Linked DNA regions of Homo sapiens: region 2 is linked to region 1. The links are chromatin loops, found by intact Hi-C in ENCODE. Cell type or tissue: heart left ventricle. All regions are shown on one strand. Links, peaks and the distances in the headings refer to the core of each region. The heading gives the core; the rest is flanking DNA.

Region 1 (8,410 bases), core at 1-8,000:
GTCAGTCTCGAAAGTTTGCGTGCTGTGATTTCATTTGTATCACATACTTGAAAAGACAAAGTTGTAGTGATGGAGAACAGATTCACAGTGCCAGGGGTGGGGTAGGGTGTGACTACCGAGGGCTAACACAAAGGAGGTTTTGAGAGTGATCCAACTGTTTTATATCTTGATTGTCATAATGGTGGCTACAAGGCAACATTTTAGAAGTCATAGGACTATATACACTAAAAAGCTAACTGTATGTTAATTCAAAAAATTAACATGAATTAATGGATCATTTAGGGTTCTTTTGACCCAGCATTTCCACTTCTGTTAATTTCTCCTACAGATGAATACGCATATAGGTGAAATGACAGTTGTATAAGGGTATTGATCGCAGCACAAGTGATTGGAAGCTATCTAAATGTTTGGCAGGGAATTGGTGAAATCCTAAATGAAATACTGCACCGACCTCACAAAGCAAGATGGATCACTATTTGTATAGTGTGGTCTATGTGGCTAAAGATACACACACATCCTCATAAATGCAGAGACCATATTTGGAAGGGTACTTACAAAATAGCTATTAGTGGAATTTCTTTGGAGAGGAGAACAAACTGGGTACATGGGAGATAGGAGGGAGACCTACTTTCCACTGTATACACTTTTGTACCTTTTGTATTTTGTTCTGTGTACATGTCTACTTAAAAGAATTTTTTTTTTTGAGACAAAGTCTTGTTCTGTTGCCCAGACTGGAGTGCAGTGGCACGATCTCGCCTCACTGCAACCTCTGCCTCCTGGGTTCAAGCAATTTCTGGCTAATTTTTGTATTTTTAGTAGAGACAGGGTTTCACCATGTTGGCCAGGCTGGTCTTGAACTCCTGACCTCAAGTGATCCGCCTGCCTTGGCCTCCCAAAGTGCTAGGATTACAGGCGTGAGCCACCGTACCCGGCCTTTAAAATATATATATATATTTTTAATGTGTAGAATGACAGAAAAATTGTTGAGGAAATTTGGGCAAAGGACAGCAAGATGAAACCAGACGTAAGTGGATGCCCCAAGATACAACTCACAGAATCTCATGTAACTCCTAGAGGTGTGCTACAAATTTTACATTGAGCTTTCTAGTGGCCAGAGCAGAGGGAAACATTATACAGCTGGTGACCGAGTTGAAAGCTGAACCTACTCTGGAAGTTTTGGCTTGTCAAGGTGGTAGAGGTCATGTTTGTATGGGACTGGGATCGTTTGGTGGAGAACAGGTCTATCAGGAGATTATCCCATAAAATGTCTAATCCCCATTTGTCCCCATTAATGTTGGGGTTTAGAGAAGCAGCAGGTTAATTACATATCATACTTCCACATGATGCCAAGAACTAGAAAGAAGGAAGTGATCTGAAGTTTCTACAGGGGAAATGGCAGCATGGTTGTTTAATTTGCACTTTCCTTTTTAGTCTTCTATTATCCTGGTAACAGCTTATTTATTCTGAGAAGTATAAATTCTTCATCCCCAATGCCTTTTAACAATAAAGACTGAAATTCCTATTTAATGCTTAATGCTTCCTAAGTTTTGCTTATTTTTCCTAATGTGGAAGTGATAAGTTTCCGTTAGTTGGAGAGGGTAGTGTTGAGAGCACAGTTTCTTTGGTGCAAACACTGTGGATCTTGTGTTCAGTCTTACTGCTGCGTCTCGCCAGAAGGAATAGGAATTCAGGAACAGGAAACACATTTGTTCTTTTACAGGTCTTTACTGGGGCCTTTCACAGTACTGGGGTGAGAGGGGTCTCAGGCCTGTGAACATGGGGTTGGGGTGGGTTGGGAAGACTCTGGCTTTGGGATTAGAAAGCTGGAATGTGTACCTTGGTTCTGTCATTTACAGTCAGTCGTGTGGACTTAAGCCCATGTCTTTGTCTCTCTGAGCCTCAGTATCCTCTGCAGAGGTAGTGCTCACATTGCCTATGCTCGTGAGGGTGAAGTACAATGCAGCATGGGGTCGTGGAGCAGTGGCTGGCATCCTGGCATCCCATGGGAGCTTCGGCACGGTCAGGACTCCTCATTGTGGTCTCCTGTCACAGCTAGACCTTCAGTCTTGTGTGCATAGAAAAAAGCCAGCAACAGACCCAAAAAACAACCTTGCTGCAGTAATAATTCGGTGTGGTTTGGAAATAGTTGGTGAAATCGATTTTTGATGCCATCTGAATTAGCTTAAAAATTATTTTTCACATTTTAAATACAATTTATGAAAAAATACTTATCAAATACTCAAATGATAGATGCAAGACAGGAAAATCCTTTCCCTCCTGAGACTTCACAGCCCCCGTTACAGGAGTCTCTGATGGTTTCATGTCTGCCCTCCCAGGCCTTTCTCTGAGACAAATTATGTATGTGTAAATTTCGTCCACACAATTGCATAGACATGATGTAATTGCAGACTGAGTTCTTTGAGCACCTTCTCTCTGGTATGCTTAGGAATCTTGTTAAACACATAACTTGAAGCTGTAGTAGCCTGTGATTGTAAGGAGGGGACTGTCTGTGTTCTAAGTCTGGTTTCTGGCTGACCTTGGACTCGGCAGTGGTGTCTGCAGGCGGGTGGCCCGTTGTGTACGATTGTGAACGCCGAAGAGATGGTGCAGCTCAATTGATGCCGCTTCCCAGAAAGACCGAGAGAAAAGCCCCTGGGAGCTTTTGAATGCTTTTGCCCTCGCCTGGGCAATTTAATGTGTTAATGTGCCCCACTTAGATGGAGCGGCTGTTGACATTTTGCCATATTTACTTTATTGTGCCTCTATTTTTTAAAAAATTGAACCATTTGCAGTATTATGACATCTTACTGCTAAATACTTCAGCACACAGCTCTTAAGAGTAAAGACATTCTCCTACATAACCATGACTGTTACCACACCCAGGAGAATGATGGGGAATTCCATAGTAGCATCTGATACCCAGAGCATGTTCTAATTTCCTCAGTTGTATCAAGCTGTTCTTTTTGAACCAGGATCCAGTCAGGTTTGTGTATTGCCTTAATTATATGTCCCTTTATTCTTTTCATATAAAACACTCCTTTTTCTCACGACTTTTACCTTTTTTAAAATTAAAATGATCAAGGTCAAAGATTTATTTTACGCCTTGAGGAGACCAGTAAGAGATAAAACTTATGCCAAGAGCATTTGAGGAATTAGGGGTGTGTGTGTGTTTGTACACACATATATGCGTAAAACCCAAAAAGAACTAGAGTAAGATGGCTAGGTTAGATTTCAATGAACAAACAAACTGGTGACAATAAAACATAATCTTTGGGGTTATCTTTTCTTTTGGACATTATCTACAAGTTAATATGTAACTTTACAGTATCGGGGCTTGAATGGAGTAACAAATAGCACAGGGACAGTGTCCTAGATAATTAATCTTTAGGCAGCCATGCTAAAAGTGCCCAGGAATTAATTGAAAGAATAACCCCTACTCCTGCTTTTGCCTTATTTTCAAATTTTGGATAATTGTCTTAACAAGGCGTTCGCTAATCCTTTCAGCCAGAATCAGCCTCTTTCCCTTTTATCCTATTTTTAAAAATGGCTTGAGGTATAAATAATATACCATGAGATCCACTCATTGTAAGTGTTCCACGATTTTAATAAATGTATACAGTTATGCAACTATCATTGCAATCTAGTTTCAAAATATGTTCGACATCCAAAGTTTTATTTTTCATCACCCAAAAAAGTTCCTTCGTGCCTGTTTGCAGTTGATCCCACTCTCACCCCCAGGCAAACATGAATTTGCTTCCTCTCTAGAGATTTACCTTTTTAAGAAGTGTCACATAAATGGAATAATGGAATTTTCTTGTCTGGCATCTTTCACCTGGCCTAGCGTTTTTGAGGTTCATCCATGTAGGCCCATGTCTCAGCAGTTTCTTTTCATGGCCATTTCCCTGCTGCTCATGCATCCGCGGTTGGTGGACGTTCTGGTTGGCGTGGACAATGCTGTTAGGAATGTTTGCATGCAAGTCTCTCTGGTCGTATTTCTCTTGGGTGGGTTCCAGGGAGTATGGTAGGGGATGCTGAATTATAGAAGAAGCTGCACCATTTTACACTCCTACCAAGGATTTAGGAGAATTCCAGCTTCTCTAAGTCTTTGCTATCACTTGCCATTGTCCTTTTTATTTTATCCTGGCGGCCGTCACAGGCTTCCTCTGATGGAGACCTGTCTGCCGGCGATTTGGTAGTTCTGAATCCCAGGAGATCTGCGGGGGGAGCCTTGGGCTAGGCCCCGTCACGGGAGAGCCTCGTGTTGTCGCAGACCGGACTTGCTCAGCCCTGGGACCTGGGGCCCGCGGCTGACCAGAAGTAATTTTGACCCGACGTAGTCCTTATGGTGTAGGGTCGAAGTTTAAAGACTGTTTTTAAAAACCTGAGGTCTCATCGACAGCGTACCGCGCCATCTGAAGGGCGCTGTCCCGCCAGCTTCCGTCTCCCTCCCGGCAGCCCCGGGGCGCCTGTTCGGCTTCTCTGAGTGTTTTGTGTGCTCCCTGACGTTTTAAACCCACCTGTTAATACTTTGTGAAAAACAGGAGCCACGGTAGCCCGTAAAAACTGCTCACAATCACCCCGCCACCCAGAGCTCACTAGTGCGACTATTTTTGTGCAATTTCTTTTGGCAACACGTTTCTCAGCTCTCGGGTGATCTTTAAGGCAGAAGCTGGCTCTCCGCCTGTCGGCGCGCGTCCCCGGTGTTTACGGCCGGTGGGGCCGTACCACGGGGACGCCCCAGCCCCGCCCCTTGTGCCCGCCCCTCGCCGCTCATCAGCCCCGCCCCCTTGGGAGTCTCCAGCCAGGCCTGACGCGCCGAGCCGGCAGCGCGGATCGCCTCGCTGTGTCTGCGCGCGATTGAGCGGCCTGCCGCCCCGCCCCGCCCCGCGAGTCTGAGGAGCCGCCGCGTCCGCCCGCCCGCCCGCGGTCCGGGAGGGAGGGAGGGAGGCCGGCCCTCCGCTCGCTGGGCATGGAGCCTCCGGCCGCGCGCCTCTAAGGCCCCGGCGTTCATGGTGAGTCGGGGTGCGGGCCGGTGCCTCTCCCTGCGCCCCAGGCCTGCCCGGTCCCGTGGGCCTGTCCTGTCCTGGGCCTGCCAGCCCTGCGGCCCCGCGCAGGTGGAGGGTGCGAGTGTGCATGTGTGCGGTTGTGCGGGTGTGCGAGCATCACGTGTATCTGTCCTCAACAGCCGAAGCTTGCTGTGCATGCTGCTGATGCGCTCTCCTCCCTGGTACTCTTTGTGTCTGTGTTTCCACGTATTTTCTTCTGGTTCACGTTTACTAGGACGACGAGAGACAGCGTGAGCGAGCACGTCCTTTGAGTCCTCCTTACCCTGTTTTCAGAGCCGGGCCAGGCCCAGCAGCCCCCTTAGAGGTCAGAAGGGCCTCGCCTGCGATCCGATGAGCCTTTGTATGGAGATGAGACTGCGCTCCGAGCTCTAGAGCCCAATGAGGTGGTCAGGTTGCAACAGCAACCGGGCGTGTTAAAACCTAGTTCCTTTGAATATGTTTCATTCACCAGCCCGCATATTAACTTTTGATGCTCTGGGAGGAATATGACTATTAGAAAAGGACTCCTGAGAGTGCTTCCCAGAATGCCAACATTCCCAGTAACTTAGAGAACGCTTTCCAGGAGGGGACTGCAGCTTGTTAAAGAACCCAGGCCAGAGGAACCACTCAGATGTTCTCAGTGGCTTTACTTACTGTGAGGTCAGGCTTCAGGGGTTAGCCGGGGCTGCCTTTTGGAAGGTGGGACCTTTCTAAGACCTGTGCAGGCCATTCTTCCCCCTCAAAATGGCAAAACAGCCCCTCCCAGATGCTAAACTGGGCTCCCCCCTCCAAGACAATTGCTTTTACAAATGGCCAAGTGTGAGACCAGCCGCGGTGTTGCGGACACTTTCAGTTTCGTGCCCTTTTCCACAAGCAACCCTCTTAGAGTGGAATGTTGTGAAGAGTAATTTCATAGTATATAGTGACAGTCATACTCCTATCATTTCTGGGCACCTGCTTTGGCTCTGCAGCTTATGCTGGTTCTCATTTAATCTTCAAGTGTAACAGATGAGGAAACAGGCTTGTGGATGGAGGAGGAGCTCAAGGTCATTCTGCTGGTGGTGCTGGCTCAGACCAGGCCTGCCGCTGTCCCCCAGCGCTTCCCTGGGTCCTCAGCCTGTGCAGATGTGGTGGCCGTGCTGTCACAGCATTAGTTCAAGTCAGTCTTTTGATAGGTACCACTCGGATGGCCAGCCTGCCTTGGCAGCTTTATTCCAGGCGCGCTCCCAAATCCTCAGGTTATTTTCACTGGTGAATCTTGATACTGCAGACAGCGGGGTCGGAGATTTAAGCACAGGATTTGACTGATGACCCTTTCCTCTTCTAGGTAAAATAGATTTCCAGGGAGCCAGAGGCTCCTTCCTGGAAGTCAGGGGGCTTCCAGTAGCAGGTTATTGACATCATTGGCTGTTTTGTAGTGTTCCTCCAGTTCATAAGTAGCATTGATGACCTTTCTTGTCTTTCTACCAGGAGTACTTTCTTTTTTCTTTCTTTCTTTCTTTCTTTTTTTTTTTTTTTTTTTTTTTGAGACAGGGTCTTGTCCTGTTGCCCTGGTGCGGTTATGGCTTACTGCAACCTTGAACTCCTGGGCTCAAGTGATCCTTGTCTCAGCCTCTTGAGTAGTTGGGACCACAGGCACAGCACCTCTGTGCCAGGCTTAGGAATACTTCTTCATTGTTTGAGAATCATGATCCTTTCTTTTCGCTCTTAAAACAAATGTGCATTGAAGCAGGCTTTTCCCCCGCTTTTTAAACCAACAAACGTTAAACCTAATTCAGGAGCCTCGTGCCCTTCTTGTCTTTAGCACTGTGCAGATCACACGTGGAATGTAGACCCTGCCCCTGGATGCGTCTGAGGGGCTCCCCATACCTCATAGTCTCTCCTCTGGCTCTCCTCTCTCTCCTGGGGCTTGTCCCAGCACCTCTGGGTAACGTGTTGAGACCTTCAAATCTAGAGCAAAACAACTTTGACTCTGCACCATTCCCGGTTCAAATCCTGGTGCTAGCCTGCTTGTGGGTGTCTCTTGGCCACTGCTTCTGCTGTCAGAGTGCCTCTTCCTCTTGGCCTCTAGCCCACGTCTTACCTGTCTGTCCACTCAGCTGGCCCCTTTGTGAAAGCTTCCCATGTCCCCCTGGCCTCAGGCATCCTGCCCTTCCTCCCACAGTGTGTGGCTCGCCCCTCCTGGCACATCTCACGGTCTCACCTGTGTGGGAGCCTCTGCCTGCATCGTATTGCCCCTGTCGAGTGAGCCCTGCTGGGTTGGAGATTGAGGATCTCCTAAACTGCCAGGCCCGCGTGGTCCCTTCACAAATTAGTTTCCTCTTTTCCACATGGCCCCTTCCCTCTTGCCCTGCATGCTGAGTCTCATGCAGAGCCCTCTGCATGAGACTGGGGCTCTGCTCAGGCACCCTGCCTCCCTGCCTTTTTTCTTCAACCTTAGCTGGGTCATCAGACCACACCCCACAAGTTGGCTGCTAGTGAGGTGCTGCTGCCATGTTGGTATGGTCTCGTCTTTCCCAGCGTGATTCCTTATAAGCTGCCCAGAGCAGGGACTTCGAACAACTGTGCTTCTAAACTGACAGCCTGCAAACTTTTTTGAAATTATCCCCAGTTAGACACTTTAAATTGAGACTCATTGTACTGACATAACTAAGTGTAAAGCTGAAGCAAATTGTATTTATGTACTGTGTTTTATTGTTTTGTTTTTTTTAAAAATGCTGTTGTGACCAATCAAACTGATCTGCTGCTAGAACTTTGAAGAACCTTGTTCTAAATTCCTTCTGGGGGCTGGGTGCAGTGGCTCACGCCTGTAATCCCAGCACTTTGGAGGCTGAGGTGGGTGGATCACTTGAGATCAGGAGTTCCAGACCAGCCTGGCCAACATGGCAAAACCCTGTCTCTACTAAAAATACAAAAATTAGCTGGGCCTGGTGGCACGCGCTTGTAATCCCAGCTACTTGGGAGGCTGAGGCAGGAGAATCGCTTGAACCCGGGAGGCAGAGGTTGCAGTGAGCCAAGGTTGCACCACTGCACTTCAGCCTGGGTGACAGAACGAGACTCCTCAAAAATAAATAAATAAATTCCCTTTAGGGTTGTCCAGGGTGGCAGCTGTCACTTAAGTGGGCAGTTTATTTTACCTGTTAGTCTGCAGGGATTTTGACGAGCACAGCAAGACGGGCATCGATGCTTGGTTTAAACCAAGAGACTTCAAAATTTGGTCCCATGCAGAGATGGAACTTGGGAATGATGAGTTGGACTGAAGTGGACCGCACCAGTACTTGCCTGGCACACAGAAAGGGCTTGGCACTTGAGGGAGTGAGTGCCCAGCCATTTTACATATCTTATCTCTTGACCGCCACAGTGGT
Region 2 (10,303 bases), core at 1-8,000, 270 kb before region 1:
GACTCGTCCCACGTCGTCAGCGAGGGCGTGCCGCGCATCCACGCGAAGGCCGCCGAGATGCGGCGCATCTACAGCAGGATCGACCGGCTGGAGGCCTTCGTGAGGATGGTGGGGGGCCGCGTGGCCAGGATGGAGGAGCAGGTCACCAAGGCCGAGGCCGAGCTGGGCACCTTCCCCAGGGCGTTCAAGAAGCTCCTGCACACGATGAACGTGCCCTCGCTCTTTAGCAAGTCTGCTCCCTCGAGGCCACAGCAAGCCGGCTACGAAGCCCCCGTCCTGTTTCGGACCGAAGACTACTTCCCTTGTTGCAGTGAAAGGCCTCAGCTCTGACGGCCTGACCACTGCGGCAAGAGGACCCCAGCTGGGGTGCTTACCTCCAGTATGAAGTGAATTGCAAATCCTGCTTATGGACATATATGATGTTGGAGTGTGGGATTTTAAAGTTTACTTTCTACAAACTCTCCGTAGTATATTCATGATTCAGTGTAGAATGTATAGACTTTATGTCTTCCAAGTTTAAAAAAAGAGACAGGGTCTTGGTATGTTGCCCAGACTGTTCGGAAACTCCTGGGCTCAAGTGATCCTTCCACCTCAGCCTCCCCAGTAGCTGGGACTACGGGGTCGCCACTGCACCCAGCCTGTGTCTTCCAGCTCTAATCAGAAAGCTGCTTGTCGAGGGCATGGGGAATCAAACTGAATGAACTTTTCTCTGCACTGTGGCAAAACTGTTATTTTTATGGATTTTACTAAATGGCGTTACCTTTTCAAGATTTATATGTTTGTATAATCATAAGAAAATTGAGCCATTAAAGCCTTGTTATTCAATCCTAATAGTCAGTTTTCTAGAACCTACTTTTAGGGTAAATGGTACATTATTTAATATTATATTAAACCTCCTATAGCGTGGATTGTAGACCAAAGGAAATGGTACAATTTCTGAGAATATATGTTGATTTTTTGTGACTAATTCCAAAGTTGTATTTGAAAGTATGACCTCACAGTCTTCATTTGTCCATAGCAAACATATGTGTGTGTGTGTGTATATATATATGTGGGTTGCCAATGTTTGGTTTATAATTTAAATGTTAATAGAAATTTTGAGTTTTATTGGAAATGATTTCCTTCTGAAAAGAGCTTTACGTATTTCCTTGTGTGTGTTTGAAATAGACGTACTGCTCATGTGCTTTTTTAGTAGTGGGATAAAGAAAAGGGGCTTGAGTATACCTCCTTTAGAGAGCTAATGTGAAAAGCTGTAGCTTCTATTTCAGAGCATGGTATATTTCTTTTCTTTTTTTTTTTTTTTTTTTTTTTTGAGACGGAGTCATGCTCTGTCGCCCAGGCTGGAGTGCAGTGGCGCAATCTCGGCCCACTGCAAGCTCCGCCTCCCGCGTTCACGCCATTCTCCTGCCTCAGCCTCCTGAGTAGCTGGGACTACAGGCGCCTGCCACCATGCCCGGCTAATTTTTTTTGTATTTTGTATTTTTTTTTAGTAGAGACGGGTTTTCACTGTGTTAGCCAGGATGGTCTCGATCCCCTGACCTCGTGATCCACCTGCCTCGGCCTCCCAAAGTGCTGAGATTACAGGCGTGAGCCACCGCGCCCGTCCAGAGCATGGTATATTTCTTTCCTCTCGAAATGGATAGTTAAATTATTTGTGTGAGTGAATGGTATTAGGATTTTCCTGCGGATACAGTAGACTTTTATTGAGATTCAAATCTATTTTATAAGGTGGCCCTCCTAAATAGTAGATGCTAAAAAAGCATACAGCTTAGGTTGCTTTTGTGTCATTTGCAGTGTCATCAAAGATCTTTGAGGTTCATAGAGTAGCTGTATTTTCATTTAGCTGTGTGTTGTGAAGAATCTGATCATGTAATCTTGCACCTAGCTTTCGTGGACCTTCATTGTCACATATTTACGTTTTTTATTCAGGTGGTTCATTGACGACAAATTAAGGAACTCTGAATGTAGAAGCTGAAAGAACAAGTAACCTACATTTAATATTCAGCAACTGCTGGTACCCCTATAAGTAATTCATGTGTTTCGATGACATAGTCACTGAATATGAAAATATCCTTACATAACAAAACATTGCTAAAAGATTTTTCACTTAAAGTTAACATTCAAAAGCAGTAATTAGGGGCCGGGCGCGGTAGTTCACAAGCACTTTGAGAGGCTGAGGCAGGCGGATCACAAGGTCAGGAGATCGAGACCATCCTGGCTAACATGGTGAAACCCTGTCTACTAAAAATACAAAAAAAAAAAAAAAAAATTAGCCAGGCATGGTGGTGGGCGCCTGTGGTCCCAGCTACTCAGGAGGCTGTGGCGGGAAAATGGTGTGAACCCGGGAGTCGGAGCGGAGATGACGCCACTGCACTCCAGCCGGGGCGACAGAGCAAGACTCTGTCTGAAAAAAAAGAAAAAAGAACTAATATCCACCTATCCACCTTGGCACTCCCACAATGCATATTCCCAGTGCTCTGTCCATCCCCACTGCTACCCAACCCATCCAAGCCACTGGCATCTCTCCTGGGCCACTCAACAGCCTCTTAAGTGGTCTCCTGCTTCCCCTTCCCCGCTCCAAGCCACTCCCGCATGTAACACATCAGCCAAAGGGGTCTTTAAACAACATAAATCAGACATATTGGGCTTTGCCTAAAGCTCTCATTAGCTTCTCTTCATATTAGAATAAAGCCCAATTTCTGTTCTCTGGCTTGAGGTGGCTCCTGCCCCCTTGCTCACTCCCCTGCAGCCTTCCCTTGACCTCGAAAGATGCCCCATAGCATCTTTCATATGAGGATATGGAAAGGGGACATATGAACTGTCCCCTTCATAGCGCTTGTTACAGTTTGTGAAATGTGTTTGTGTCATTATCTGATGACTGTCTGCCTTACTCACCTGGAGTAACAAGTGGATGTTAGCTGCATCCACTTGGCTGCATGCTCAGCAAGCAGGTAGCACATCCCTGGTACACTCACATATCTGTGCAATAAGCGATTGTCAGAGTGACTGAGTGAATGAACGACTACACAAAATGTAGGCACTCCATAAGGAATGCGAGACAGAAAGGCAGACAGGAGAATTCAGTCAGACTAAGGGCTGGCTCAGAAATCAAGCACCATGGGAAGACTAGGACACAAAGAAAAACAAGATGTGATTCTTTCCCAAGAGCTGGGCAGGCCAGTGGGTGAGAAAGTCAGACGCCCAATCCAGTTGAGTCCAACCTAAGGTTCAGTCAAACACCACACAGACATTCCCGTGGGCTCCAATGGGGCTTTGTTCCTAATCGTGCCCTGGGATGTTGATACAGAACTTACAAAACTATCCTTCTAAGAAGACTCCTTTTATGTGCTGAGAAGTTATCCAGATTCAGGCACAGTGGCTCATGCCTGTATTCCCAGGGCTTTGGGAGGCCTAGGCCAGAGGATCACTGGAGGCCAGAAGTTCGAGGCCAGCCTGGGCAACATAGTGAGACCCCGGCTCTACTAAAAATACAAAAATTAGCCAGGCACGGTGGCTCGTGCCTTGTAGTCCCAGCTACTCAGGAGGCTGAGGCAGGAGGATCACTTGAGCCCAGGAGTTCAAGGCTGCAGTGAGCTGTGATCACGCTACTGTCCTCCAACCTGGGTAACAGAGCAAAACCCTGTCTCAAAAAAAAAAAAATTAATTTAATTAAAAAAACCACAAACCACCATTTCCCAAAGTGACTGAAACCATTTGACCCACTAATGGAGAATGAGAGCGTCTCCTCTATACTGTTCATGGTCCAAGGGAAGCAAGGGTTCCAGCGGTCGGGTGTGAGCCCGTGGGAGGGAACTTGGTCATCAGGAAGGATGCGAGGACCCTCTGGCTGTGGGGTGTGGGGTCCGCGGTGGCTGCAGAGACTGGTCCCCCCACACCAGGGGGCGCTGCAGGAGCGGGAAAGGCCTGAAAACAGCTGGTCCAGCCCCTGTCCTCGGGAAACTAAAGCCTTATATCCTGCCACGGTCACTGGGCACTGGAAATTCAGAGCCCCAAGATCCTGTCCATGCTCGAGGGGCTCCCAGTGTGCAGACAGAGTGGGGACGGCAGCTGCAGCCCAAGGCACAGTGGCTATATTTGCATGGGGGTAGGAGGGGAGGAAATTAGGTGAGGGAGGCAGACAGGGTGCTAATTTGGACGTGCCCTGTCTGGTGGGGGCAGAAGACAAGGCCTGTTTATGTCCACCTGGCTCTTATCTCTCCCCGAAAGGAGCACGATCATTTATTTATGTACAGTTTGTCTGTCTCCCCAACGAGGAGGAAGATTGTGGTGTTTTTCCATTTTGTCCACTCTGAATCCGTGACACCTGGTACCAGGCACCTAGCACAGAGAAGGCACTGAAAACGTACCCACTGAGGGAATGACAGGGACATTGAGGATGAGCAGGTGCTGGCAAGGAGAGCAGGGAGGGTTTCAGGGCCCACAGGCTGCTCCCCCGTCAGCCCAGCTCCCGCCTCCCTTGGCCAGGGCCTGTGGATGCGTCTTCCTCCAACCTTCCCCCTTCCTCCCTGCTCCATCCTTACGCTCTAGATGCGGCTCATAAACAAGATATCATCGGACTTGACTCTCCTTGTCTGACCTGACAAGCATTTGTTTCATAGTAGGCGCACTCAGTCCGCTGAACCTTCATGGATCAACTCCGGCATCTGAGTGCTGTTCCCGAGTCACACCTGCCCTGTGCTCCTTTTCTTCCCAGTTCACCCTGGCTGCTGGGATCCAAGGCCTCTGGGGTCCCAAGCAAAGGGAGACATTTACCAGCGCACACCCCCCACCAACTCCGTCAAAAACATCGCCCAGGGCCCCAGTGTCCGCCCGAATCACCAAATGTCTCTGAGGTGGAAACAGCCCCAAACATCAGGCCACCCCAGGCCTGTGTCATTCCTGAGACCCTGGTCCAGGAGCTCTTCAGATGCTGGCAGCCTGCTAGTGCCTTCAAGCAGCTCTCTCGCTCTCTCTCTCTCTCTCTCTCACTCACCTAAAGAAGACAACCTATTACTTTAGGTGTGCAGAATAATTTTACTCTTTTTTTTTTGTCTCAATCTGAGACTTGTACTGGAAAACCCAGAAAACCCATTTCAGTGTTTTCTCATGTTAAAAAAAAAATGCAAAAACAAAAAACACCAGAGTTGGCTGGGCTCAGTGGCTCACGCCTGTAATCCCAGCACTTTGGGAGGCCAAGGTGGCCAGATCACCTGAGGTCAGGAGCTCGAGACCAGCCTGGCCAACATGATGAAACCCTGTCTCTACTAAAAATACAAAAATTAGCTGGGTGTGGTGGCCCACACCTGTAGTCTCAGCTACTTGGGAGGCTGAGGCAGGAGAATTGCTCGAACCTAGGAGGCAGAGGTTGCAATGAGCTGACATTGCGCCACTGCACTCCAACCTGGGTGACAAGAGCGAAACTTCATCTCAAACACACACGCACACACACACACACACACACACACACAAACACACCAGACTCCCTAAATATCTGTCGCAATTCCTAGACTTGAAAACACTTTCTGGTAGACTTTCTTAATAGAAGATTGTTTCCTGTTACACTATTAATTGAAATAAGAGCCAGCAAGATGGAAGGGGTGTGTGTGTGTGAGTGTGTCTGTGTATGTGTGTTTGCTAGTGATGTGAGAATTAGGAGTGGTTTGGAACATGCTGATTTTCAGTTTTCAACTGCCAGCACTACTGCTTTACAAACTTGTTCAGACATTCGATCCAAAATTCAAGAAAGATGGTAAATGCCAATGAGAGGGAGGGAGAAAAAACAAACTTGATATGTTGTATGTACTGCGGGATTTAGGAATGGGTTGACATACACAAGAATGCTCTAGAACAGAAGACAAATTATATAGCGTCGTGGTCAGACATGGCCCAAAGTTTTGTCCTGCCACTGCCTATCTATATAACATTAGGTGAGTTATCTCTCATCTCCAAGGCTCAGATTTCTCACCTGTAGAATGAGAAATAATAAATAGTATCTACCTCAAAAAATAAAACAGTTCAGAAAGACGTTTAAGTTGGAAATGTAATTGTTCTTATTTTCTTACTGACTTTTTGCAGTTTAGCCAGTTTTTATTATCTTTTTTCTAAAATTGTAAAATACACGTAACATAAATTACCATTTTATCCACTTTGAGAGTACAATTTACTTGCATTAAGTACATACATATTAATGCACAACCATCACCACCCATCCATCTTCAGAACCTTCTCTTCTCCCCCAAGTGAGGCTCTGTCCCCATCACACACTAGCTCTCTATTCCCCATGCCCCAGCCCCTGGCACCCCCATTCTACTTTGTGTCTCTATGAATTTGACGACTCTAGGGACCTCACAGAAGTGGAACCCTGCAGTATTCATCGTTTTGTGATTGGCTTCTACCACTGAGCATAGTGTCCTCAGGGTTCATCCACATTGTAGCCTGTGTCAGAATCTCCTTCCTTTTTAGGGCTGAATACTACTCCATGCTGTGCGTGCCCCCCTTGGCTTAGCCACTCTGTCAGTGGACCTGGGTTGCTTCCCCCTCTTGGCCGTTGCGACCAGTGAGTACGGCTGGACCCTCCAGCCCCTTCCCAGTGCAGTGCTCTGGCAGAGCCGTGAGCCCCGGCCGGGGGTCCGATGAGCGGCTGACGCCAATGGGGCCCTGGCCAGAGGTCTGATGAGCGACTGAAGCTGATGTTCCACTTGCCCAAGTCTCCCTTCCCCTCCAGCCAGGCTTGCTGGCCTGTGACCACACTTGACCCACATGACTTTCTCTTCCACTGCGACAAGTTACTTCCCAGTGGGCTCCTGGCCTCACACAAGGAGAGCCTGGTGAGCAGCTCAGCGGCGCCCAGGGGTAGCCACGCTTATCTACATCCCGGTCAAAGCCTCCATCCTAACTCATCTCCCCCTCTCCCGTTATTCCCAGGCCATGAGGAGGGAGTGAGAGGCGCTGCTTTGTAGAGAGGGACCAGTTCAGGCCAAGCAAGGCATTTAGGCTTCACCCCAAGAGCCCTGGAGAGCACCTGGGGCCCAAGACCAGGTGCGAAGGAGTTGGGCTCTGCAGCCAGGTTGCTGGCCTCGACCCCTGCAGCCTGCAGAGCGTGGGCATCTTGTTCTGCTGATGGTTGACTTCAGGGTGTGGGAACCTCTGAGGCTTTGACAACTTGAGGCTGGCAAGGAGGACAGGGAGCAGGTGGGATCTTCAAAGACTACACCTTTAAAGACTGTGACCTTTACCCTGGGGACCACAGGAGCCACTGGGGACTTCACTGGGAGTAACTCATCAGAGTGGAGTTACACTCAGTGGCCGCCTGTTTATCCTGAGATCTGCCCGCAGGCAACAGGCCCAGTCTGCACCGCAGTCTGTACCACACTGCCACAGATCCCTAAGGCTGTCCCTGACTGAAGTTGGTGGGGGACGAGGGAGTCACCGGGTGACAGAGCATGACTGTAAGGACACACGCTCATCACAAGTATGCATTGACCCTGCTCTGTGCTTGGAACCTGCCAAAGTTCAAGCATTTCTCCACATACCCCAAGAGGGGCCTGGCCAGCTCTGCCTGATGTCAACACTGACACCCAGGCCTTGGGTCCCTGGACTTCTCGTCTCTGGGCACTGGGGGCCAGCGTGGTGCAGTTGGGAGGGTCCCCAGAGCTGAGGCCCTTGAGTGAATGATTGCAACTCTTTGGGCCTCGGTTTCCTCATCTGGAGACTGTGATGGGGACTACATGAGCTCAACAGACCACCACAAGTCTCCCGAGTACCTGCTGGGGCCAGCCTGGCATCAGGCTCTGGGGATAGGCAGATCACATGCCCTTGAGCGACAAATCCCTATGTCCTCTGCACAGCGTGACTTGGACACTCGGCCCACCCCGTGGGTCTCCTGACCATCTTCCTCTATCCTTCAGGACACTCATTCTGAAAGAAGCCAGGCACCACGCTGCAAGGAAGCCCAGGCCAGCCCACACGACAAGACAGTGCAGAGAGCCATGTGGGAGGACCCAAGGCCCCCCAGACAGCCAGCGTGGCAGCGACCCAGCCTCCATGTTCGAGCCCTAGCCTCTGAGTCATTCAGTGGAGGCCCCAAACGTCATGACACAGAGACAAGCCGTTCCCTCTGTGTCCTGCCCAAATTCCTGACCCACAGACTTTGTGAGCTGAATGAATGTGCTCTGCAGCCACAGTAACGGGAACACCCACCGTGGCCACTCTGCCCTAGCAGGGAGCAGCTCGAGGGTAGGCCAGCCGAGTTAGCACTGGCCACCGAGCCAGCACCAGCAGGGCCAGAGGGACACGTGTGGGGCTGGACTGCTCAGAGGATACAGCATGGGCAACAATGAGGAGTCAGCGAAGACGGCCTTGGGCCTCGGCCTTGGCAGAGCCCTGGCAGAGCGGGCAAAGGAAGCTGCCAGGTGCATCAGGCGAGGGAGGGAGCCCCAGGAAAGGAAAGCCTGCACAGACAGGGGGGTGGGGACCTGCCCAGGTGCCTGGGGGCACTGTCAGAGCACCACGTGCCAAGGAACACGTGGGAGCGGGGTGGCAGGGAGAGGCTGCTCCTGGGGCCTTGGCTTGCAGTGTGTCACCAGGAAGGTGTTCAGTTAGAGGAAGACAAAGGGGAGGACAGGCTGGGGACAGTGGACGGGGGCATTGCCGCTCTGTCATCACTGGGTCCACCTTTGAGGGGCTGGGAAGACCAGGGCCCCCCGAATCCGGGGCTCGGCTCCACATCCTGCCCACCAGCCTGCCAGGGATGGACCAAACTCCAGGAGGCCCCGACACGTGAAGGAAACAGTGGTCGGAAGAGCAGGCACCCAGCTCAGGGCACTGGCAGGCAGGGCCCCGGGACTGCTTCTCCACCAGCTGCTGTGAGTGAGCCTGGTGGCCTACCCCTGCTGTCCTGGCCAGGTCGAATTTTTGGATGTGCCTTGGAACAACTAGGCAGCATGTGCACACACACGCACGCACGCACATCACACACATCACACATGCATGCACACACATCACACACAATCATACCACACACACACGCACACACATCACGCACATCACACACGCATGCACACACACCACACACAATCATACACACACGCATGCACACACATCACACACAATCATACCACACACATGCACACACATCACACGCAATCATACCACACACATGCACACACATCACACGCAATCATACCACACACATGCACACACGTCACACACATCACACACAATCATACCACACATGCGTGCACACACATCACACACATCACACACAATCATACGACACACACATGCACACACATCACACACAATCATACCACACACGCATGCACACAACACACAATCATACCACACACGCATGCACACACATCACACACAATCATACCACACACACATGCACACACATCACACACAATCATACCACACACGCATGCACACACATCACACACAGTCATACCACACACACATGCACACACATCACACACAGTCATACCACACACACATGCACACACATCACACACAATCATACTACACACACATGCACACACATGCACACACATCACACACAATCATACCACACACGCATGCACACACATCACACATAATCATACCACACACGCATGCACACACATCACACACAATCATACCACACACGCATGCAGACACAACACGTACACATGCATGCATGCATGTGTATCACACACATTACACCACATATCACACATGCACACACAACACACATCATGTACACACACGCCACATACCACACACACAAACATTATGCACATATGCATCCCACACATGCCTCACACACACAACGTACCACACACACACACACACACACTGTGGTGATAAAATACATGGGCATGGCATTCAGGCAGAGATTGGTTCCATCCCTGTTCCATTTTTTTTTTTTTTTTCGGAGATGGAGTCTCGCACTGTCACCCTGGCTGGAGTGCAGTGGCGTGATCTTGGCTCACTGCAACCTCTGCCTCCCAGGTTCATGTAATTCTCCTGCCTCAGCCTCCCAAGTAGCTGGGATTACAGGTGCCCCCCACCATGCCCAGCTAATTTTTTGTATTTGTAGTAGAGATGGGGTTTCACTATGTTGGCCAGGCTGGTCTTGACCTCCTGACCTCGTGCCCACCTCAGCATCCCAAAGTGCTGGGATTACAGGCGTGAGCCACCACATCCAGCCTCCTGTACCATTATTTTACTAGCTGTGAATTTGGGCAAGTTACTGGTGCTCTCTGACCCTCAGTCTTTTTATCTGCAGAATGGGGTTACTCAAGGCACCTACTTTCTGAAATTG

The links. Hi-C counts contacts between places; a loop is a spot of excess contacts. Peaks named below come from ENCODE experiments on the same cell type or tissue, not always from the same donor. Only the 100,000 strongest peaks of a DNase experiment are listed, where the experiment ranks them.
Region 2: a loop joins it to region 1, with 2.9 times the contacts of the local background. A loop is called at or near these places in 51 of 110 quality-filtered maps.

Annotation. Positions count from the first base shown.
Region 1 is chr4:6,982,338-6,990,747 of GRCh38, forward strand. All of the region lies in intron 3 of TBC1D14 (TBC1 domain family member 14), which reads left to right. Among named protein-coding and RNA genes, the nearest start is that of CFAP184, 56 kb to the right of the region's middle. RefSeq lists enhancers at 3,615-4,374, 4,180-4,229, 4,370-4,449, 4,375-5,134, 5,240-5,289 and a silencer at 4,730-5,139. In heart left ventricle, for the core only: a CTCF peak has its summit at 4,698; DNase peaks (open chromatin) are centred at 4,234 and 4,794; H3K4me3 peaks cover 3,251 bases; H3K27ac peaks cover 2,553 bases.
Region 2 is chr4:6,716,534-6,726,836 of GRCh38, forward strand. BLOC1S4 (biogenesis of lysosomal organelles complex 1 subunit 4) reads left to right here. Exons shown (of 1, transcript NM_018366.3): 1 at 1-1,131. The coding sequence ends at 330. Among named protein-coding and RNA genes, the nearest start is that of BLOC1S4, 5.5 kb to the left of the region's middle. RefSeq lists enhancers at 43-682, 10,148-10,303. In heart left ventricle, for the core only: CTCF peaks have their summits at 3,878 (motif pointing right) and 4,090; a DNase peak (open chromatin) is centred at 3,898; H3K4me3 peaks cover 1,730 bases; H3K27ac peaks cover 396 bases.